Linked DNA regions of Homo sapiens: regions 1, 2, 3, 5 and 6 are each linked to region 4. The links are chromatin loops, found by intact Hi-C in ENCODE. Cell type or tissue: PC-3. All regions are shown on one strand.

The links. Hi-C counts contacts between places; a loop is a spot of excess contacts. Peaks named below come from ENCODE experiments on the same cell type or tissue, not always from the same donor. Only the 100,000 strongest peaks of a DNase experiment are listed, where the experiment ranks them.
Region 1: it touches region 4 in a loop (5-fold over the local background); 4 of 110 quality-filtered maps call a loop at or near these places.
Region 2: it touches region 4 in a loop (9-fold over the local background); 16 of 110 quality-filtered maps call a loop at or near these places.
Region 3: it touches region 4 in a loop (4-fold over the local background); 97 of 110 quality-filtered maps call a loop at or near these places.
Region 5: a loop joins it to region 4, with 13 times the contacts of the local background. A loop is called at or near these places in 7 of 110 quality-filtered maps.
Region 6: it touches region 4 in a loop (5-fold over the local background); 10 of 110 quality-filtered maps call a loop at or near these places.

The regions. Positions count from the first base shown.
Region 1 is chr6:45,653,888-45,657,887 of GRCh38, reverse strand. No RefSeq gene overlaps it. Among named protein-coding and RNA genes, the nearest start is that of RUNX2-AS1, 79 kb to the right of the region's middle. RefSeq lists an enhancer at 993-2,192. In PC-3, no CTCF peak of the experiment used is centred here; a DNase peak (open chromatin) is centred at 1,837; H3K4me3 peaks cover 669 bases; H3K27ac peaks cover 3,818 bases.
Region 2 is chr6:45,920,723-45,924,722 of GRCh38, reverse strand. All of the region lies in intron 4 of CLIC5 (chloride intracellular channel 5), which reads left to right. Among named protein-coding and RNA genes, the nearest start is that of CLIC5, 93 kb to the left of the region's middle. RefSeq lists an enhancer at 268-417. In PC-3, CTCF peaks have their summits at 1,554 and 1,757 (motif pointing right); DNase peaks (open chromatin) are centred at 632 and 1,782.
Region 3 is chr6:44,653,259-44,657,258 of GRCh38, reverse strand. No RefSeq gene overlaps it. Among named protein-coding and RNA genes, the nearest start is that of MIR4642, 220 kb to the right of the region's middle. In PC-3, a CTCF peak has its summit at 1,570 (motif pointing left); a DNase peak (open chromatin) is centred at 1,618; H3K4me3 peaks cover 490 bases.
Region 4 is chr6:45,713,365-45,717,364 of GRCh38, reverse strand. No RefSeq gene overlaps it. Among named protein-coding and RNA genes, the nearest start is that of RUNX2-AS1, 140 kb to the right of the region's middle. RefSeq lists a silencer at 2,339-2,633. In PC-3, a CTCF peak has its summit at 2,435; a DNase peak (open chromatin) is centred at 2,464; H3K27ac peaks cover 1,688 bases.
Region 5 is chr6:45,295,900-45,299,899 of GRCh38, reverse strand. The region is part of intron 2 of SUPT3H (SPT3 homolog, SAGA and STAGA complex component); the gene reads left to right. Among named protein-coding and RNA genes, the nearest start is that of RUNX2, 30 kb to the left of the region's middle. In PC-3, a CTCF peak has its summit at 2,381; no DNase peak of the experiment used is centred here.
Region 6 is chr6:45,084,546-45,088,545 of GRCh38, reverse strand. All of the region lies in intron 3 of SUPT3H (SPT3 homolog, SAGA and STAGA complex component), which reads left to right. Among named protein-coding and RNA genes, the nearest start is that of MIR586, 110 kb to the left of the region's middle. In PC-3, a CTCF peak has its summit at 1,653 (motif pointing left); no DNase peak of the experiment used is centred here.

The sequences.
Region 1 (4,000 bases), 59 kb after region 4:
AGCCTACTAGATTTGGATGGACTATTTAGAATGCATCTCCCAACCCCTCTCAGCCACTCCCTATGACTTGCCCCAGGAAAACCCTTTGCCTAATTCTTGGTCCCCCTTTAATACATTTTAGGTAATATCTAAATTTATTCATTGATTCATTCAAGAAATACTTATTGAGCACCTACTGTGTGCCAGGCAGGATGCTCCATAGTGCACAAAACCAAGCCTAAATTCTGTCCTCATCATGGGACAGATGATGTGCAGAAAATAGTCATACAAAACAAATGTGTGATTGCAACAGTGACAGAATCTACATGTTATAAGCTAAACATACAAGAGGAGGATAAAAAATCCCTTCTAAATATGAGGATCTGACCTCTGGAAGGTTCTTTGAGGGAACTCTGCTTGAGTGGAGTTCTGAAGGATTAGTAATTAAGTAGGAGGGAGGAGAGAACACTGAAGCATGAGCAAGGGCCTATGGCAGGAGGGAGTATTGCAAATGTGTGGAACATCTGGAGAAAGCCAGTGTGTCTGGAGTGGAGAGAGCCAAGGGAAGAAGGCATGAGGTATAATGATGCTCAGGAGAGGAGTACTATATGATTTACACTGCCAGTTATCACTCAATATCTATTCTCCCCTTCTTCCTCCATTTTTGGTGGGCTATGGCCACTTGGAAAAAAATATTATTACATTTTCCAGCCTCTCTTTCAGCTACCTGTAGCCATGTGACTAAATTCTGCACAGAAGGATGCAAGTAGAAGTGCTGTGTGCAATTCCTCCTTCCTGTGAGCTGAGATTTGGTTGCAATGGCTGGAGCTCAAGCAGCCCTCTTGGATTGTGAAGTGAAAACTGCATACTAAGGATGACAGAGCAGATAACTCAAGTAGTCTGAGTCCCCCATCACTTTAAGGAGTTGCTGTGCCAATCCTCACTGGTTGAAATGCAGACTCTTCACATAGAAAAGAAAACCTTATCTATTCAAACCCCTATTAACTTGGGTTTTCTGTCACTCATAGCCAAACCAAATCTTGATCTACATGACCTTGTCAGACTTGTTAGAGGTTTTGCCTTTATCCCAAGAGCAATGTGAAGCTTTGAAAGAGTATTAAGCTTAAATGTGCATATGCGTGTATGTGTCATGATCAGTTTTATATTTTGAAAATTTTACCTGCCTGCCGGTGGCAGGTTGGGAAGACAAGGGTAGAGAGAATAGAAACAGTAGAAACAGGAGGTTGCAGTTGCAGGTGAGAAATTATAAAATGGCAGTGGCTTTTGCTAGGGTTGTGGCTCTGGAGATACAGAGAAGTAGATTCTAGAGATAGTTGGGATGTGGAAACAACAGGACTTACTATTGTTAGGGATGTGACGCAGTGTGGGGAAAGAAGGCCTCAGAGAAATGGGTCCCCTACCTGGCTGGGGCTTCAGTGCAAGGTTCCAGAAATCCTGGCTCCAGAAGGGGAACTTTCCCTTTCTTATTCTTTGGAATATGGGTGGCCCCTTCCCAGCCCACACCCAGCCCTCGAAAATAGCTCAGCTCTGACACACCTCACCAGAGGCAGCCCTCAGAAACATTTTCCCAGGAACCTGGAAGGAGGAGAAAGTCGATAGCCTTGGGGGACTGGAAGAGAAGAGGAATGGAAAGAGGAACAGACCTGTCTTCAGGAGAAGCAACATCTCCCTGCACTGCAACCAGGCCATTGCCTTTGATGGTTCAGACTTGGCTAAGTTGCTGCCTGCTCTCTTCAGAAGCACCGGCATACAAAAGGGAGGGCTGAGTGTCTGATGAACTCAGCCCAATAATATTCACTTCTTTTATTTTCCAGGAATGTCATGAGACCCACAGGGCAATCTTCTGGTTTTAAGACCTGGTGAGTCAAGTCTACAAATACCTCTGACTCAATCTGATCCCAAGTTCTCACCAGGCATCTCCTAGGAACATGGCTCAGCAGGAGAGCTGGAACTGACCAGCCCTCTGCAGGGAACAGGAGGGTTGGTTTCTCTGCTTTGGGGTTTGGGGAGGGAGGGGGTGAGAAGGGCTGGCTGCAGTGGAAATGATGGGATTCTTGACTTGACACTGACCATGCTCACAATAAGAGCTGACATTTATTGTGTACTCTCTAACTCCAAGCCATGCGTTATCTCTTCTAATCTTCACAGAAAACTAGAAGTGGTTTCTGTCATCAATCCCATCTTACCATTGAGGAAATTGAGGCTCGGCTATGTTAGGAACCCTGGTCACTGGCACAGAGCTGTGATATGAACCAAGGCAGCTGATGCCAAGGCTATTCCATGTGAGGGAGGGCATGTGCTTTCTAGAGTTTTTGCAGGCATGGGAGGAGGACTGAGGAAAGCTAATATTTGAGGAGGGTCTGCTACACTCTAGGCCAGTTATATGCCACCTTGACTGCACATTAAAATCACCTGGGGAGTTTTATAAACACTATCGGTGCCCCTGACCAATTAAATCAGTATCTCTAGGAGTCATACCCAGACATCCTAGGTTTTAAAAGTTCTCCAGGTGATTCTAATATGCAATAAGGTCTGCTCAATAAAAGCAAGTTTCATGTTTTTTATTTTTTTTTCATTTAATGACCCTATATCCATTTGTAAATGGGGAAGCTGAGGCTCACAGAATTTGGATGGCTTGCACAAACCCCATGGCTGATAAGACCCATGTCTTGATCTATATCTGGCTGATTCCAACACCCATGTTTGTTCAGTTCATTCCATTCTCTCTCATATTTGGGCATCCTCTATTTTGAAAACATGTGATTTTTTTCTATTATAAATTTCTTTTACAATTTTCATTTTGTTTGTTCAAGTCCAAGTGCTGTTTAGGTCAGCTGCCTGAGAGTAGCAATGCAGTCTATAGCCACTGAGTCAGGAGGGTTGGCCCAGGGGCAGCTGAAACCACGGCCTTGGCTTCATCCAGGCTCTGCTGCAGCCAATGGACCAGGATCTCCGAAGAGATGTCCAGGAGCCCTGGCTGGGAGGTGCCCACTGACTCTCCCAGGCAGAATACTGGCCATCTTCTGTGGCTTTGACCCCTAAGGGGCCACCATCTGAGAATGAGAAGGCCCAGCCCTGGGGAAATCCCTAGTCTCTGTTTCTAGCAGTGCTAGTGATTTCCCAAGGAGTGACATTAGAAAAGTCATCACACATTTATTTCTGTATATATCATTCAGAGCCTAATTTTCTGGTGGCTGAGGGTTGAGCTCATCAGAAACAGACTTCATCATCAATTGATAATAAAGCCAAGTCAAGACAAGGGAGAAGGGCAGCCATCCAGATGGATTCAAGCAGCCAAGAGGTGCTTCTGCTCAAAGACTACCTTTAAAGAAGGGAAGAGAAAGAAGTGAGAGCAGATACCTGTACACCCATGTTCATAACAATATTATTCACGAGAGTCAAAAGGTGGAAGCAACCCAAGTGCCTATCCATGAATGAAAGAATAAACAAAATGTGGCACAAACATACAATGGAATATTGTTCAGCTTTAAAAAGGAAGGAAATTTTGATATATGCTACAAGATGGATAAACTTGGAGACCTCTGCCAAGTGAAATAAGCCAGTCACAAAGGCCAGTACACAAAACATTGTATGATTTCTTTTGTATGAAGTTCCTGGAGTGGTCAAATTGATAGAGACAGAAAGCAAAATGAGGGGGAGTTAGTGCTTAAAGGATACAGAGCTTCTGTTGGGAAGGATGAAGTTCTGGTGATGGTTGCCCAACTGTGTGAATGTACTTAATGCCACAGAACTATGTACTTAAAAATGGTTAAAATAGTAAATTTCATGTTGTGTATACTTTACCACAATAAAAAGGTGGAGGAGAAGTTTGACACCTTAATTCACAATTTTGTCCAAGCACTTGAAAGATCTATATATGGCATTACCATAAATGTTTATAAAATGGGAATGGGAAGAGCTGATAAAATAAATTGCTATGGAGAACATGATAGATCAGGTATGGGTTAAGCACCCCGGAGGCTCCTGAGGATGAGGATTA
Region 2 (4,000 bases), 210 kb before region 4:
TCTTGTATATTCAATTCTTATATATTCACTTTCAAGTTAAGGTGATATTTTTTCTCTCTCTGGTGAAAATACCTGTCCTAGCCATTGCCAAAAAGGACACACTATTTTAAATTCTCCTTTGGTGCTGGAAAAATCTGAGTCATTTACCCCCTACTAGATTTCAGGAAACAGAAGTATAAAATTGCACATTTAATTTGCTACACACTTCAAACTTTAGGAGATGCAAGACTCATGTAGTAAAAGCTGTGCAACTCAAACATCCAATGGGTAGCTTCTCCCCACAAACTGTAATTTTTGCTGGGGCACATTAGGGTATCCAGGGAACTGCTCTGAGCAAGGGGGAGGGAGGTCCAGGTGTACTTGTAGCATATCTGGGGAATTCTGTGTAAGTATCAGTCACCCCCAACCTTTAAGGTTGCCCCATTTCACATCTGTTATGATGAAGGCTTTCGGCTGGGGGACTGTGGTTCTGGCTGTAGAGTCAGAATGAAAGGAACAGCTGAATATCCCTGTTCATGTCAGCATTTCAGGGCAGAGGATGAGTCAAGCACGATGTTTACTGAGCAGAGCCAGAGGCAAGAGCCACTTTTTTCTTGCAGCTCTAAGAATTTTTTGTTGCTTTTTTTGTATGCTTTGTTTCTCATACATCAGCATCATCATGCGTTGCACATACACATTGTACATAACAACTGCTTACAGCATGCCGGGCACTGTACTAAGCCCTCTGCAGGTGATGACTCAATTATTGCTCCCAGCAACCCTCTAAGGTATGCCATGTTATGATCTCCACTTTGCAGAGAAGGAAACAAGCACCGGTTAAGCAACCTGCCCAAGCTAGTATGTGTCAGGGTCAGGACCCCAGCCCAGGCAGCTGGTCCCATGATCTGTGCTCTTGACTTGCGTATATTAACATTTAATATAATCCACTATTTAATATGTATGTAGTGCTGAATTAAACAAGAGTGTGTCATTTAGGAAATGGTGATCAAATCAGTTCACGATCCGATGAATACTCAATGAATGACTACCATGTGTATTTCCTTAAATATACTCAACACTTCCCACCTTCCCCATCAGGGTCCTCACCCAGCAATCCATGTGGGGAAAGGGGCACAAAGTTGGCCCACAGTGGGCACCGAATAGATGCCTGTTTAACAAATAAAAGAATGGGCAACTGGAAGAGAATTTGTAGGATATTCACAGAATCACCAAATCCAGTAATTATTTCAGTCTAGCATTGCAGTGGCACAGAGGCAGTTTTTAAGTTTGTGAATGGCTCTTATGTAAAAGATGTGGCTATTTGAGGATGAAACAAGACAAAATGTGGTGAATGTACTTCAGCCTAAGTGTTTTGGGGGAGGGAGAATTGAGAAAAATCTCTAGGTCTAAACGCTGGAACGGATGACTGATAAAGTTAGAATCTCTCTTAACCAGCTCATTCTAAGTGTGTGAGCATCCGCATTAAACCTAATCTATGGCCTGATACTTAAAAATAACCTGTTATAAAGTAACCATAAAAAAACTCACAGATTTCAGCCTGATTCATTTGGCCACATAAACTACAATCAGCATTAATAGCTTCCGTCAGCATTTATGCCGTACTTTCTATTAGCACGATGGGTTCTACAATCATTTATGAGTTTCTGGAAAGTCTAATAGAAAACACACGTACATGTTCTCTGTGGAAAATACACAATAGGTTTTTGGGGAGTTTTTTGTTTGTTTGTTTGTTTGCTCAGGGATAAGCCAGAAGGTGTCGCCACTGCCCCATGGCTAAAGTCTGGGCCGGGTTCCCTAACCAGAACTTCTCCCCTGATCACTCCTGAGCTCGCTAGCTCTGCAGCTTCCTCCCACATTCAGTCAGTCTCTCTCTCTCTCTCTCTCTCTATCTCTCTCTCTTTCTCTCTCTCTCTCTTCCTCCCTTCTCCTGTTGATAAATAAACATTCAGGCAGCTTACATGCTACAGATGAGTACACAAAAGGAAACTTAATTCGAAGACCTAAGTGATAATCTTTCTCTTCAAATCTACTGTGGCTTTTAAGAGGTTTAGAAAATTATTTGGATCTGGAGTCCCTACCTCCCTTCATACTTTAAGAAAATATTATACTAAAGGCATGCTAAAGTTGTCCTAAATGTTTACCATGCTGGTGTTTTAAACATAGCCAAATACTGGCCAAAGTCTCTTGCCTTTAAAAAAAATATGCATTTTGTTGTTGTACTAATACTTCTGAACATACGCCAAATATAAGGGTGATTTGTGGAGCTGTATTAAATAAAAAGATGCTTCTTTATAAGAATCCCCTATAGAGCTTGGGGAAGCAGCTATGTGGAGAATCTGTGTCTTCCTTAAGAAAGTTTCTGAATTCCTTGGAAATACATCAGAAAACACCCCATTCTCCCCACCACAGAGGAGGGTGGGCAACCAACAGTGTCCTATATCCCAACCCACCATAATTGTAAGACTTAAACGCTATCTTTCAAATAAAGAATCATTTACTGGCTTCTTACTGGAAAGAACTATAGGAGCTTGTCATTTAATTCATCCTCCCCTCTGAGGCTGAAATTCTTTCTAGAACAAACAAATAATACCCATGGCACCACGTGCTGCACACTCTCTGTAGCCCAGCTGACGCCACACGAGGGAACAGTGGGGAATCTGTTGAAGTTGCCATTGCATTTTGCTTTCTCATAAACCGCTGTTTGTCTTTCTGCCTTTCCTGTTTTTAGCAGTGCCTAGAAACGGAGGCCTGGGAATTGCCTCCCCCATGTGAGCCCCTGGGTTGTTCACACCCAGGGCCAATTTGACAACATCCTCCTCTCTGGCTATGAGGCCAAGTCCAGTGTTCTTGGTTCAGTGCCAAAGGTGGACATGAACTCTCTAAACTGTCAAACTAAGAAAATGTGACACACCCATGTGGCCTGGAGAGAGCAAAGCCAAACCCAAAGAGATGCTTCCAGGCAACTTTAGATCCCTAACATGTTAGGAAAGTCAAGAGCAAGCTTCATCCTGCAAGCTCTCCAGGATTCTCCTTGGACCTGGAACATGCTAGGATGTTCAGATAAACTTCACTTCAGACACTGAATTTCTGCCTTGAGCTATCTCTTCTCTCATCTTTCTCTCGGTGTCTTCTTCCCCTTCATCCTCTCATAAACCCAAGTTCTATAGCTGTAATAATAATAATAGCAGTTAACTTTAATCAAGTCTCACTCTGCACCAGACACTAGATGATGTGAACCTGTGAACAAGCATAACTGAGGATTCAAACCCAAATCTCTTATGGCAGAGTGAATGTGCTGCTCTGCTACTGTGTTTGTTATCAGAAGCCATGGCTCCCCGACATACTCGACCCAGATTCTCTGTTTCTTCCTTGATGAAACCAGTGACATGCAAACATAGCCAGAGGGCCCAGGCACAGCAGAGAGCGTCCCATCAGACCTGATAGAAAGTCCCCTTCCCATCTTCTAAAACCTTGCTGCCATTTCTGACTTCATGTGGTCTAAGAATCTGGTGTAGACATTATTTAAAAGACAAAGGGACCTGAAAATCAGCCCCCCCTTACCTGCCATGAGTCCTAGAAAGGTCACTGCGGATGAGAAAACCCCAGTTTCCACCTGCTTTATAATTTTGCCTTTGTGTGGTCATTCATACTCATATAACCTAACTGTAACTGGGCTACTGTTCTCTTTCTTTAAGGACTTTGGCAACTGAGAAAAAAGCTACATGACTCATTTCTAAAACCTGAAAGATGAATGCAGATCTTTATGTAAAGTTTTCTGGTGGGGGAGGGGATTGGTTACACTGCCCATCACAGAGCTGAACATCCTCAAAATCCCCTTAGAATATCTTTGCCTCTCCTCAAAATTGAGCTCGTTATAGCAGCATCTACATTTCTGCCTGCTTGGCCTGCACCTGCCCTTTTCCTCACCCTCCCAATCCTCCTGGGCCCTGCTGGGGCTCCTACATCCCGCTTGCTCCTGGATCTTTGGCCTAGTCCATCT
Region 3 (4,000 bases), 1.1 Mb after region 4:
TTTGCCCCTGGCTGCACCTGGCATAGGAGTGGCACAGAGGGGTGAGTTTATTTTTTTAAGGTACTGTTAAAAATAAATTTAATAAGGGAAAGAGAGAGGAAAAGAGAGAGCAAGAGACTAAGACTGTGTTTAATTTGAACTATGAAGGAGAAGATATGAACCGAAGGTCTGAGATCCTGGTGCTTTGGCTGTATGTGTGTCTGTGTGTGTGTGTGTGTGTGTGTGTACGCACGGGAGACTACATGTTTCTCCTGTGTAACTTAAAGCCAGCTTTGTTTATTTAACTGAGATTTTCCAGATCGTTAGTTTGTGATGTGGCTTAGTTTATACTGTGCAATATCCCATTTTAAATACACTCAGGTACATAAGTGAAATGCAACGGAGCTACTTCAATTAGCAAGAGCATGGGCAGCAATTAAGTTTAAATGAACATTTTCATGAGTCTTTTCTTCCCCTTCCTTCTCTTAGCCATGTAATTAATGAGCCTCTGAATGAACCTACTCTCTGTCTATGGGCGTAGAAGATTTTGGCTCTGGAATCCAGGACATATAAATGGAGAGGAACGCAAAGGCCTCCAGGCTGCAAGCTGAGGGGGCAGGTGGCTGCCTTTCCATGTTGCTCTGCGTGGGTAGAAGGAGCCTCTCCCCTTCCAACAGCCTCACCTTAGGAATATAGGATAGGCCATGGGTGACCTTAGTATGTAAACCAAACCCCAGCACTTTTAGAGTTCTGTCCCACTTCTGGCTGAGAGAAGCTGTTTGGGAGATGCCACATTGAATATTGGGCTTTCCAGACTATTTTCAATGACTTATAAGAAAAACTGGGATGTATGAAATTGGCAAGTCCTGGAAAGACTGAGATGGTCCCGGTAATTAGGAGGTGGGGCAGACAAAGGTAGGAGACTGCTACATCAAGTCGTCCCTTTTTCTGCTTGAGCTATGTCACCAGGGTTTTGGGCATGTCTGTGTCACCTGGAATCCAAGTGTGATTGTTTTCATCCAGACATTCTACCAAGTGGAAACCAAGAGTGGAGGCTCAGTCCACAGTAAGAGAAGGCACAGGGCCCTGGACAGAAGGGCCTGGCTTCCAGGGGGATGGGGATCCCCAACGCGGGAGACTCCTTTCCCCTGTGACCAGAAGCTGGGGTCTAAGGACTCCTCCTGCTCAACCACATCCACTGGTCGGGGTCCACCCAGGCCAAGCACAGAGCTGCGGAGGGGCTGAGGTGGCCTCTGCCGGGGAATGGAAAACGGCTCTCTTGGAGGAACTGAAGGAACCCCCACTTCCGTCTTCTGTCCCTGGTGCCTGCATGGCAGGACCCTGGGACCATGAGCTCACAACTCCTCCCCGGGTCACTGTGGTGGACATCAGGATCACCCCTCGGTGCTCAGTGTTTGGATAGGGCACCCTCACGTAGCATCTCCCCCACAGGCCACCCAACCATAGCTAGGACACCTCTCTTTGGCTGGCCATCACCTCCACCCACTCTATTTGACAGTCGGTGGACGCTGTGCCCCCTCAGAAATCAGACCGAGGGGAGCTCAGCGTTCGGCCAGACTCGGGCGCCACCTGGTGTCTGCGGGCGTCCCTGCGGGTAGACTCGAGCCCCAGTTGTTTGCTTCTTTGTTGTTCCTGCTTCTTTTAGACCCAGAAAGGCTCTGTCGCAAGAGGTGGGGTCTGTCTCAATTACAGCGGCTGAGCAGGCACGGGTTGCCTGGGGACATTCCTTGATATTCATGTCACAGGACATGCTGTGCTCTGCACGGGTTTTCACACCTCACCATGAGGTTCTCAGGCCCTCAGTCAGGATTTCAGGGGTTTGTTTTGTTTTTTTAGGTAGGTAGGTAGGTAGATAAGGTAGATAAGAGTTTTGGGGGAAATGGGTTGTTTAGGAGTGAGGCTGGGTTTCTGTCTTATCTCAGCCACTTACCAGCTGTGGGATCATGGGAAAATTACTTTAATCTCTCTGAATTTCAGTTTCTTTATCTGTAAAATAGGAATAACAACACCCACTTCAGAGGGTTATATGAGACTTAAAATAAGTCCTGCCAAGTTCTTGACAACTGAAGGTGTTCAATAAATGTTAGTTCCTTCTTTCCTTAGCAAAGACAGTCATAGATAATAATATAGGTAGTAATTAAAGTTAGTGACACAATGAGAGTAATACTAATTTTTTCTTCCTTCCTCTTCCTTTGTTTTTCTTTCTTCCTTCCTTCCTTCCATCCCTCCCTCCCTTCCTTCCTTCCCTTACTTTCTTTCTTTTTTCTTCTTCTTCTTTTTCTTTCTTTCTTTTTTTTTTTTTTTTTTTTTTTTTTTTTTTTTTTTTTGAGGCAGGATCTTGCTGTGTCACCCAGGCTGGAGTGCAGTGGTGCAGTCTCGGCTCACGACAACCTCTGCCTCCCAGGCTCAAGTGCTTCTCCTGCGTCATCCTCCCACAGGTGCATGCCACCAGGGGTTCACCATGTTGCCCAGGCTGGTCTCGAACTCCTGCGCTCAAGTAATCCTGTCCGCCTCGGCCTCTGAAAGTGCTAGGATTATAGGTGTGAGCCACCGCACCTGGCCAGAGTGATACCAATTTTCTTCGTGTGTGCAGTGACAGGCAGAGCAGCGGCAGGGAGGAGCTCTTCATTCATACTTTCCTCCAGGCCCCTCCAGCGTTTTTCATGGCTGAGAAAGGGAGTCTGGGCTCTGTGTGGGGAGCCTGACTATAACTTCATTGAAGAGGCTAGTGGCACATTTCCATTCCAAACTGTATACAAAACTGGCTAATAAATAATCACTGTTGATCAAGCTTTGGAAAGTCCTCATCATCATTTACTGAGCACCTACTATGGGGAAGCCACATTTAAGTATTTTACCAATAGGGCCCCATTAACTCTTGTAGCTGCCACTCAGGGTCAGTTTTATTATCCCTATTACCTAGATGAGGAAACTGGGGCTCAGGGTGTCTCAAGTCACATATCTAGGAAGCAGTGAGGTTCACACAGTTCCAAATCCAGTTTGCCCTCTTCCTGCTTCTTGCAACTGCCCCTCAGAGCTGAGGCATTCTCTTAGGGGTCTTCTTCTGAAAGAACAGCCTGTCCCCGAACCAACCAGAAACAGCTTTCTCCACCAGCCACAGCCCCGGCATAAATCAAGTCTAGGTTCCTGCCCATGGGTCATTGGTCGGGCTCCCAGCTGTCTTCCGGATAGTTCCTGGCGTGTGGCTATATTAAGAATGTGAACCGTAACATTAACACTTAAAAAAAAAATTCAAAGAGAGAAAGAAAGAAAGGAAGAAATACCCCTAAAGAGACTCACATCAGGTCTAGCCAAGAGTCATAAATCAATGTCGGTAAATTTATAAACAGTTCATAAATGTAAGTGCTTTTCACAGGGCTGTTTGTTATTGTGTCGGGCTGAGCTGGGGGTGGGGCTGGGGGTGCAGAGAGGCACTGCATCCATTCTGTCTCCGGGTGAGGAGCAGCTCAGATGGCCCCGGTAGCAGAAGGAACAGGGATGGGACCAGTCCTGGTTGAATACTCACATCCAGGTGGCCACAGCATGACATAGGCTTGAGTGAACTGAGAGAACCAGCCTGGATGGCAGGTGAGCTGAGCCCTGAACCTGAACTGAGATTTTGAAGACATTTACAAAAAAAAAACCCCATCATAACAACTGTGTGGGTTTTTTGTTGTTGTTGTTTGTTTCCCAGATTCCCTTTTTTGCTTTTCTAAGTATTCTGCTCCTTGAAGCTCTGGAGGGTGCAGGACTGAGATGAGTAGCCAAAGGGGAATCCTATAGAATAGAGAAAAGAATTTTACACACACAGTCCCCACCCCACCTGCACACTTAATGGCACCCCCACCTCATCTCCACTCAGCCAGTTCCAGGACCCAAAGTCCAGTGACACCAACACCCAGTGACACATACTCTAAAACTGAGGACAGTGACAAGACAGAGAGCCTGGGTTTTGTCAGCAAGAAGGGAAAGTAGCTGGCCCCCGCTGCCATCCTGTCAC
Region 4 (4,000 bases):
AATAAGTAAAGGACAGAAGATGTGAAAACCAAGGAGAGATCATTCTTGGTTTTGAGTTAAAGGAGGTGTCCTTTCCCAAGACGGTACCAGGTAATAGGAGCAACAGCGATGAGGTCATCACAGGTCATGTCCTGTCATCAGAGGCAGCGTATCACAGGGTCAGGGCATACTGCCTAGGGTCAGAGCCTCCACCGTCCTGGGTGTGAATACCAGAGCTGCCATCTGCAAGCTAAATAATCTCATGCTGGTCTTTGGCCTCCCAGGTCCTTTGCTTACTTGCCTGTAAGGTGGACTAATATCTTCTCCCTCCTAGAAAACTACTGTATGAATCCAATGAGGTAACTGAGGCCAGAGCATGCAGAAGTGCTGCACAGATGTCAGCTCGGCCTGAAAGCACATCCTTCAAAGAGAACATTCCACTCTCACAGACCCTCTGAGCGGGAGAAGGAGCTTCCTTGCAGCTTCCTGTGTGAAGTTTTCTCAGGTTCTGCTTCATTGCTCTGGGTTTCCTCCCACCACCCTCTCTGTGGCACCTCCACAGCCTCGGAGGGTCGCATGCTGGGAGGCAAATGGCCCTTTGCCTCATGCCCTGTCCCCCACTGTTGGAGGTGGTGCCCAGAGGGAAAGAAGAACAGCCTGGTATGGTGGCTGGCAGCTGGTGGCTGCCTGATCCGGATGCCATCTCTGGCCCAGATGGCTCTAACATTTTCCAGTAGCCCCCAAGCAGTGCCCTAAGCAAAAGCGTGAATCAGGTGAGATTCTCCTGCATGGTTTTCCCATCTACATTTCAGTGTCCTCCCCTCAACAAGGCCCAGATTCCCCCAAAAGTGCTGTACTAACTTGTTCACTCCTGACCACATCCTCCCATCAAATCCTCCTTGGACTCATAACTCTAAGACCCAGAAGGAAGGTAGAGATCATCTCATCTGGATCCTAACCTGGGTCCCTGAGCCCCCTAAATGTCCTAGCAGGCCATAACGGGAGTCCTAGAGGTATTCTTCGTATTTTTAAAGCCATTCATAAGCATATGAGTGTGCTACACATGAGACCAGACAGGCTAATTATGCCTCAGGTGCTTTGCTTTTGGATGGAATTATATCCACTCACTGTGTTCATTCTAGTTAGCTGGTGTTAAAGATTCTGATTACAAGTTTGTCATTTTAAATGTCAACAATTCCTCTTTCAGTAAATGTTGCTTGTGTCATAGACAGGCTTTTTTGTCTAAAAAAGAATCAATAGAGGAAAAATAATAAAAGGGCTCCTTTGAGGCAAAGAGGTGGAGAACCAAATCACCTCCCCATTTTACAGATGAAGACATGGAGTCCCAAGTGTTTCCCAAATTCATGCGGCTACTCTGGGGCAGAAGCAAGAGTTTAGCCTTGGTGTTTTTCCTCCTGCTCCAGCACTGCTTGTACAAGCTGTTCTGCCACATCCCAGGTTCTGTCCTCTGCTCGCAGCCCTGCCAATTATCAAGCAGCACCTAATAAGAAAACTACTGTCTCATTGGCCAAGTGATGTATATATGTCAACAAGTCTTTCCTAGAACTGTCCTGTCCATCAAGTAGCCACTAGACACATGTAACTATTTAAATTTAAATTAATTACAATTAAATACAATTCAAAATTCAGTTCCTCAGTCACCCTAGCCACATTTCAAGGACTCAGAAGTCACATGTGGCTGGTGGCTACATATTAGACAGTGCAGACATGGCTCATTTCCACCATTGTGGAAATTTCTACTGGGCAGACTGCTGTAGATGCACTTGACTCTAATAGGGAAGGCCCCAGCCCTGTGACTGGGGAAGACATGAAGGTGCTTCTCATGGTATCAGGCTCCCTGCCTGGACTTATGGTCTATGGATCACCAATGACCTGGGGCCAGACCATTTCTGACCCCATTCCCTGGGGTCAGTTGCAACTGCAGTAAGTCCACCCAGGTCAGAGAAGGAGATCTTGCAAGAGAAACAATCAGAAGGATCACCTTCTCCTTAGACAAGCCCTGTGGTTTCCATGACCAGAAACCACGTTCAAGGTTCAATCACTCTGAATATACATGTCACTCTGTCACATGAGAAAGAGCACTAAAGGGGAGTCGGGAGAGGTGGGGTTCCAGCATAAGTGTTGCCTTTTACCAGCTGTGTGCCTCCAGCAAGGCCCCCCTCTCTGGCCCTCAATCCCACACTAGGTAAACAACCCAATCTTCTGGAGTCCTAAAATTCCACACTGACCCCATCATCATTTCATTCCTCTCTCTCTGGTGTCTTATCTTTCTTGGATGTGTGTGCATTTACAGAATGTTTCATCTTAATCAAGGAAATAATAGAGAAGGGAGGGGAAATTGCCTTGGCGACTCCAAAGTGTGTGTTAACATAGAGAAAGAGCTCTGAAAACCTTCTAGGGCAGCAGAGGCTGTAAGGGTGCTGTTTTCCATGCAAGAATCCAGTAGAGGGGGATGTTGCATAGAGGCGAATTCCTAACAGCCTTTGCCTTCAGCTTGTCATTGTTAGTGCCCAAGCTCAGAGGGGAGGAAATGTCTTTTTCGTCCTTGCGGGACCTCACATCTACTCTCTGTGTACCAGGACTCAATAAGTCTCTAAAAGCCTCTGGATGGACACAGGAAAGCCGCTGGTGTTCTTTCTGTGCATTTAACCCTAATGAATTTTCCCTTCCCATTTCCAAATTACAAAATCAAAGCTATTTTCTCAGGTGCCATATTTAGCAGCTGTCAGAAGTTGGAATCTGGCAAGATCAACAACTTTTGAATAGCTCAAAATTCGCTAAAGTCCCAGATGGGTTTTCCCCTTCTCTGCCCTCCCGCTCCCTTCTCAGAGCCAGCTTTCAGAGTCCACCTCGGGCGCCTGAGACCCAAGCAGTGTGCCTCTTTCAGTAAAGCATGGTTTTAAGGAAATAAAAACACATTTCCCTTTCACATGCCTCATTGCCTTATTTTCCCTCTCATTTTGACAAAATGGGGCTCTGCAGTCCTCCTCCTCAGATGAAGGCTGATTAGCAGCCACGGTCACTAATCTCTCACCATCTTCTTCTAAAAATGAGACTCACCCAGCCTCAGCACAACAACTAAGAGCAAAAGGTTCATCGGAATTTCCAACTCCTGTGATTTCTCCCTTTGGTTCTTCAGAGATAACGGTGAGAGTGAAAGATGTAGAGATGAGAGTAAGACACGCAGAGAAGCCCTGGCTATGAGCGCCCATAGTGGGCGTGGGGCAGCAGCCCTTGAAACTTCACAGTGAGATTCCACAGAAGGGATCTTTCCCTTGTAAATGTCCCACTTACGGCTTAAAGTTCAAGAAGGTAGGCCTGGATCCAGCCTCACCAGCCTGACCCTATGCCAGGCTTTCTGCAGCACTGGGAGGGAAGGGTGGAGAATGCTGAAGACAGAGATCTCCGGCAGTCACACCTTTCATGGAAAACAGAGACACCTGTCTTGATAGGTGAAGCTGTGGATGGTGGCTCAGCTGCTGTCTCAAAGAAAATGTCTGTGATAGGTGGAGGGAGATTTTGTTCCCCAAGGTTGGTTCTCCAAGCTGAATAGACAAAGGTGCAAGAAACAGGGAAATTCTCAAGCAAAATAAGTTGTATTTGCCGGAAAGTCTATCTGAGTGAGAATTCTCAAAATATTTTCTAAAGCTCCGAACTGTTTGGAGAACGTAGCCACAGTATATACAGAAATAAATGCCCCATTTTCATTAGAAGAGCCTGTGTGTATAAAGGGACGCATCCAGGCTTTGGGGCCAGACATTGGTTCAAATCCCAACCCTGTCACCTTCTACTCAGATAACCTCAGACAAGTCACCTAGAACCACTGAACCTCCGTTTTCTCATCTCTAAAATGTAATGGCACCTACTTTTACAGACTTATTGCAAGGAATAAATAAGATAATCTATGTAAAAGCACTCAGGGACCAGGTGAGGTGGCTCACCCCTATAATCCCAGCACTTTGGGTGGCCAAGGTGGGCAGATTACCTGAGGTCAGGAGTT
Region 5 (4,000 bases), 420 kb after region 4:
GAAAAATGACAAAATGTTGGACAATAAAAAGAACATAAAAACATTTTTCCTATAGATAAAAATTTTAAATCAGTCTACTTTTGTATGTATTTGAGATGTATATATATGTACATGATACTGTTAATTAATTAATTTTTTTTTTTTTTTGGCAGAGCCGGGGTCTCACTGTGTTGCCCAGGCTGGTCTGAAACTCCTTGGCTTAAGTGATCTTCCTTCCTCAGCCTCCCCAAAGTGTTGGGATTATAGGCTTGTTAATTTTTTTAGCTACCATTAAAATTTGTTTTCTGAATTGACTAAAAAATCTCTGTAGTGTGATTTTTAATGACTGTGTACAGTATTCCTCCTTGTGGATATTACAGCATTTTCATAAAAAGATAAATAAAATTGAACTTTTACTTATATTACACATTTTTGTGTGTGCATATGAATTAAAATCTCTAATCTTCAATCTTCAGTTAAGATTTCTTTTGTTAAAGGGGACACATATCTTATATTACTGCTTTTGTTTTTAACATAGTCATCAGTTTAAGATCATTACTTCATACAATTCTTTTTTTTTTTTTTGAGGCAGAGTCTTGCTGTGTTGCCCAAGCTGGAGTGCAGTGGCGCAATCTCAGCTTACTGCAACCTCTGCCTCCTGGGTTCAAGTGATCCAAGTAGCTGGGACAACAGGCCCCTGCCATCACATCCGGCTAATTTTTTTTTTTTGTACTTTCAGTAGAGATGGGGTGTCACCATGTTGGCCAGACTGGTTTCGAACTCCTGACCTCAAATGATCCACCTGCCTTGGCCTCCCAAAGTGTTAGGATTATAGGTGTGACCACTGCTCCTGGGCACTTCATGTAATTCTACAAAACATTTTAATTTATTTTGATGTTTTTTAAACTTTGCATTTACGTGGTTTTATGGTTTTTCGTCAAGGATAATTTATTGCCACAGGATTAAAATGGTCCATGTTTTAGAAGCATTAGTTTTATTCTTTGATGAGTAATTAAAAATTTTTAATATAAAAAGACACAGGGATCATTGTGAGATCAAGGTAAAGTTGACAGGAACTTAAAAGATAAATTTGGTTATATACTTTGAAAGGTTTCCTATATTCTAGAGAGTTACTTTAGTGGAGAGGTTTAGTTTGCAATATGGGATATTTTCAGATTTTACCATTCAGTAAATAGAAAAGTAACAATTACATTGGCCAATTTTAGTCATTTTTCTGTCTCATTTGAGCAGATCTGATAACTTTGTATGTTTTACAAAGTGTTGTTTGGATGTTTGAGTTATTGGTCATTAAGAGATAACATTTTAGGGAGGCCAAGACGGATGGATCACGAGGTCAGGAGATCGAGACCGTCCTGACTCCATCTCAAAAAAAAAAAAAGAGATAACATTTTAATGAATATTCTTCATATGTGTTAGGCCCATCTTGGAAGGCTCTTTTCTGATTTTTGTAAATTACTTTTTTGATATGTTACAGGTGGATCAAAGAACAGATATCTAGGAATTAACTGTGATACACCTCCCATTCTCCTCTTGATAACCTACTTTTTTTTTCTTTTAAGTGACAAAAATAATTTTAGTTTTTCCTGATTCTAAAACTTATTCATGCACATTGCTAAAATGTAGAAAACAAAATTTCTTAATGGCACTGTCATCCTTCCAGTCTGTCTTCTGTGTTCGTGTTCCTATTCGTTCTTTGGTCTATAATAATCTTCCTGTCTCTACTTTCTGAAGTCATGATCATTCATTAAATTATCGAAAGTCCTAACTCTTCATAAAACTTCTCAGTGTAGCCTTGTGGAAAAGAGATGAACTTCATTGTGAGAACTGCATGAAGCTGTAAAAAGTTACCAGCTTTGGATTTTGTCAAATTGCATTCCACTCCTGGCTCTACAAATTATCAGCTTGGTGGCCTGAAGCTTGTTATTAAACTTCTGTGTTTTTATGCTTTTTTATCTCTAAAGTAGGCATAATAATCTTTTTATGGATATTGTGAGCATTAAATGAAATAATATGTGTAAAGTACCTAATACAAGGAGCTGATAAGCAATTCATGTTGAATCGTTCATTCAGTAAATACATACTGGATGTCTACTCTGTGCTAAGTTTTCTCTGGGTGATAGGCTGCATAGGGAGCCTAAAGTATTAAAATTTTATATACCATTAGTAATGGGGAGAAGGGAAGTATCTTACTGAACTTCAAGTTCATTATGAACATGTGTGTAACATTGTGTGTGTGTAGTTTGTTAATATGTTAAGTTTTAAAAAGCCTCCAACAATTTATTGGTTCCCAGAAGACAATAAAATGAGCTCAGATTTAAAATAAATGTGTTAGCATATTTATAGTAATCCTTCTAAACTTGCATTTCTGCCAACCTGTCTTGGAACTTCAGTGACAGAGGGACTCCTAGTGTTTAAAATATTTTATGTAATTTTTGTATAACACAAACCTTTAAACACAAACCAACTATTTTATCTAGAAGTACAAAAAAGACAGTGATCTGACACACTGGTGAAGGAAAATCTAGCTTTGTTATGCCTATGAGACAGTACTATTCTGCACTTTATTAAAAACTTAAGGGACTTTGTATAGGATAACTCTGAATACAGTTGATTTCCTCTTTTCCTTATAAATCTGCACCTAAGACAAAAGTCTACTATAGAGAATTTTAGTTAACAATGACAGGTAGATAGATATCCCTTCCTCTAAAATTTTTCTTGTATAATGGTTGAGTTAAACTTCATGATGTCTGAAACCTGGCTTTACTATTTGCTCTGTAATGGGGGATGAAGCACATCATTTTTTTTTCCTTTTTTTTTTTTTTAAATTTATTTCCGTAGGTTATTGGGGTACAGGTGGTGTTTGGTTACATGAATAAGTTCTTTAGTGGTGATTTGTGAGATTTTGGTGTACTCATCACCTGAGCAGATTACGCTATACATTTGTAGTCCTTCCTTTTTTTTTTTTTCTTGAGACAGAATCTCACTCTGTCAGCCAGGCTGGAATGCAGAGTGCAGTGGCATGATCTCCACGGGGCACAGGTGGTGTTTGGTTACATGAATAAGTTCTTTAGTGGTGATTTGTGAGATTTTGGTGCACCCATCACCTGAGCAGAATACGCTGCACCCTATTTGTAATTTTTTTTTTTTTTTTTTTTTTTTTTGAGACAGAGTCTTACTCTGTTGGCCAGGCTGGAGTGCAGTGGCACGATCTCAGCTCACTGCAACCTCCGTGTCCCGGGTTCAAGTGCTTCTCCTGCCTCAGCCTCCCGAGTAGCTGGGATTACAGGCATGTGCCACCACGCCTCGCTAATTTTTATATTTTTAGTAGAGACGGGGTTTCACCGTGTTGGCCAGGCTAGTCTCAAACTCCTGGCCTCAGGTAATCTGCCCACCTTGCCCTCCCAAAGTGCTGGGATTACAGGCATGAGTCATCACACCTGGCACTGTTCGTAGTCTTTTATCCCTAACCCCCTTCCCACCCTTTCCCCCTGAGTCCCCAAAGTCCATTGTGTCATTCTTATGCCTTTGCATTCTCATAGCTTAGCTCCCACTTATTAGTGAGAAAATAACGATGTTTGGTTTTCTATTCCTGCATTACTTCACTTAGAGTAATAGTCTCTAGTCTCATTCAGGTAGCTGTGAATGCCATTAGTTCATTCGTTTTTATGGTTGAGTAGTGTTGCATTGTGTGTGTGTGTGTGTGTGTGTGTGTGTAGTATGTGTATGTATATATGTATGTATATGTGTGTATGTATATGTATATGTGTGTATATATACTTATATATATATCACAATTTCCTTATCCATTCGTTGATTGATGGGCATCTGGGTTGATTCCATGTTTTTGCAGTTGCGAATTGTGCTGCTATAAACGTGTGTGCAAGTATCTTTTCCTATGACTTTTTTTTCCTCTGGGTAGATACCCAGGATTGGGATTGCTGGATCAAATGGTAGTTCTACTTTTAGTTCTTTAAAGAATCTCCGTACCATTTTCCATAGT
Region 6 (4,000 bases), 630 kb after region 4:
ATTCCTTAATCCAAGTCCTCATTTAGTCATCTCTTGGAATTTACCTACATCATAGGCATTATATAAGATAATGTGTGTAAATGACCTAACACTGGTCTACATTATTTGCCAATGGGAACAGGATTAATGGCAGCCAAAAAATTTTTTGACATTTGGAGTAACAGAGTGTCAAAGGCAAAGACACTAAGAGGCAGAAAGAGCGCTCGAAGATTCATAGCATGCAGTATTTCTGAGGCCACCCTTCTGCTTTAGCATGTCATGCCTTATACAGTTTTGTCACTATTTCTCCTACCTCTACTTTTTATTGCCAATATTCTTAGATACCTCAACATTCTTAAAACCCAGTTTAGATAATTTATTAAACATGAGTTTCCTTGTTCCTTTCTTGTCAGTTCCCGTCTGATTTTATGTCCCTGAGAAGAAACCTGCAGACGCAGAATGATCTAAATTTAATTCATTTCAATCCTGGAGACTTAGGAAGCTTTTCCATTAATTTTATGCCTTCTCGTTTTATCTCTATAATTGGAATAGAACTTAACTATCATTGAAATAAGAAACAGCATTGACTGAAAGCACTTATTTTTATCCAGCAAATCCTTGAATATTCTCCTAAATGATCTTCGAGTCCTAAGATATTGTATTTTAGTGGCGACTTCTATGTTTAGTTTTGTTTCTTTTTCAAACTTGATGGTTTTCAGAATATTGTGTGAAGAAATTTCCCAACATTCTTGAAAAATACATGATTTCATAAGTACATAGTAATGTGGAGTTTGAGGGAGGTGAAACAGAGAAATGGATAAATAGGTAGATGAAACAGAGAGCTCAAGCCCCCAAACTTGACCAGTGTGCTAAAATGAGTATAGATTTCTTATATTATTATTATTAGGTGTAAATTAAGTAATACTATGAATGTGTTTGTAAATTGTAAAGTGCCTTTTCATAAAACTAGGGACACTGTTTTGATGTTGACATTTCCTTTTATTATTATTGCTAATAATAATCTTTTTAAAACTTGTGTTTTAAAAGCATTTACCCTCAAAAGTCTATAGAGAAAACTCTTTATCTGAAATATTGGTAAAGTTATTAGATGATATTTTTAGTATAAATGATAGCATTTATACTTTAGAAAAATTCTAGGTACTAAAATTTTAAGAGAAGCAATTGTACTTCCTAAGTTCGTGTGCCCTTTCCTTGTGAATTGACCCTTTAAACATTTTAACTTTTAATAACTTGAAATTTATGTGGGAAACTTCTGTTTGGGGAAAAGCTTAAAATTCAGTATCATTTATTAATCATCCAGCATTATTATTTTGAAAAATAACCAACGAAAATAATGCAGTATAGTAGTTCTGCACTTTAACACTTCAAAATATGTATTCCTAAAAGTAGAATTTTCTTCAAAATATATATTCTTAAAAGTAAAAATTTGCTATGCTTTATGTAGCCAAGGTTACAAAAGACTTGTAACTTCTAATAATTAGCTTAATCTGATTTTAAACTCTTGATGGTTTTGGAACAGAAATTTTTGTTTGAAAGAAAGATTGGCTTGTTAACCGAATTATGTAATTATAAGTAAATGTGGTCACAGCTGCTTTTGATTTTATTGTTATACACCTGATTGGAAACAACAGGTTTTTAAAAATATTTTTCCGTTTCTTACACTGACACCTAGTGTTCACTATTACTGATATCTTAAATATTAAATTTTATTTATTAATAATTATGGAAATAGATTTACGTTCAACATATTTTAGCCGTGTACCTATTCACAGATAAATAACTCTCATTTTCAGTACCAGTGATGCACAGTTTTTCTGGTTACTCCTGTGACATCATTATGAACCAATTGCTGAGGCCATTTTGAATGCAACAAAACTCTAAGAAGCCTAGAGTTTTAGAGATGGAAGAATTGCTGGAGGGAGTTTTTAAAACCAAGATTCTTAAAATCCCAGTGCTTTGTTATGTACATAAGTACTTCAAGCTACGTGTCTAAGTGGCTGATTTAGTTTATGTATGCTTAGTCTCTGTGTCATAGAACAAAATCACATTTAGTCATGCAAGCATTATAAATTTAAAATTCTTGGTTGACCAGGAATGGAGCATGATTGAGTTATTTCTAATTTTCAAAAAGGGAGACTTGGTGATATTATATGTTTACCATTTCCTATGAGTTCCTAAGGATGATTTTAATGCCCCAGATTTCCTAGTAATAAGGTTTAAAGGTGTCGATTAATATCCGATTTTACACAACTAGGTGAAACTGTATATATAATTCGGAGAAAATTTATTTGTGCAGTAAGCATTTGGTATGTCAGAAATATAGTTGGCCAATACAGATAATGAAATTTGTTCATTTTATTTTTTGTGTCTCTCATTAAAATGGGGAATGATATTACTAATAGGATGAAAATTTTTAGCTAAGATTGAGCCTTTAATTTATGCTTAACTTTACAAAGTCAGTGACAGAAACTAAGTTTCAAGTAATTTCTGATAGAACTCCTGCAACCTTCAGTGTTTGACTTTCCAAATGTAATTTTCAGAGAAGTATGTTTCTCATACCTAAAGATCAAACATTTTAAATATAGGAGGATTATAATTGAGTTGTTTTAAATAATAGTTATGATGTTTTTAATATACTTGTGTTTTTTATTTCTACCTAATAAGCCGTTGTTTTATAATTCGTGTAATACCTTTTCCCCAGACAAGCAAAAATTATCATTCTTCTTTTGATCCATTCATCAACTACTTATTAATCATCCAGTATTCGATTGAATCTCATTCAAGAGATAAAGTGCCAAATGAAGTTGTCATTCATGTTGTCTTAATTAACAGAAAAGATAAGTATATAGAAATGTGGAAAACATATACAAGCAAGAGATAAGTAGAAAGGAATTTTGATTACAGTGTTAAATACTTTCTGCTACATTTCTCATATAATCAGGTTTTTGGGTGGATTTCCATAATTTCTGAATAATTTTTTCCATAATCATCAAGTTCATTCTAGAATTAACCAAGTTCTTAGAAATGAGGTACCAAATATGTTCAGTTGTATCTCTAGAACAGGTGACCCAAAAGGTCTGAAAGGAACTTTGTCAGATGTAAAAAAAGGAGAAACAAAACAGGTAGTATGGAGTATGTAGTTTTCCCTTGGCTTTAAATGGGTTGAAAATTATCATTTGAGAATGTCACACACATTTATGTTGAATAAAAATTCCAGCAATAGCAAAAATGTATATAAATACTTTGTTTCTGGGTGCATAGAGATGCTTCAGAATATTTAATTAAATATTTAAACCTGTGTTGGGAGACAGGACAGAAAAAATTTCAAATCACATTTTTCCCCTGGCACTTAGTGCAAATGTATAGATGTTTGCACTTTCTTTTCTACATTTTTATTTATTTTTAATTAATTTTTTAAAAAATTTCAACTTTTATTTCAGATTAAGGGATTTATGTGCTGGTTTGTTACATGGGTATGTTGAGTGACACTGAGGTTTGGGATATGAAGGATCCCATCCCCCAGGGTGTTAGCATAGGACCCAACAGGTAGTTTTAAACCCTTGGCCCCCTCCCTCCCTCTTACCTCCTATAGTTCCCAGTGTCTGTTGTTCCCATCTTTACATCATTTGTACCCAGTGTTTAGCTCCCACTAACAGGTGAAAACATGCAGTATTTGGCTTTCTGTTCCTGCATTAACTCACTTAGGATAATGGCCTCCAGCTATATCAATGTTTCTGCAAAGGACATGATTTCATTCTTTTTTATGGCTGCATAGGATTTCGTGGTGTGTATGTAACACACTTGCTTTATCCAATATACTGTTGATGGACACCTAGATTGATTCCATGTCTTTGCTATTGTGAATAGGGCTGTGATGAACATGAGTGCATGTGTGGTTTTGGTAGAATGATCTATTTTCCTTTGAGTGTATACACATTAATAGGATCCTGGGTCAGATGATACTTCTGTTTTAAGTTCTTTGTGAAATCTCCAAACTGCT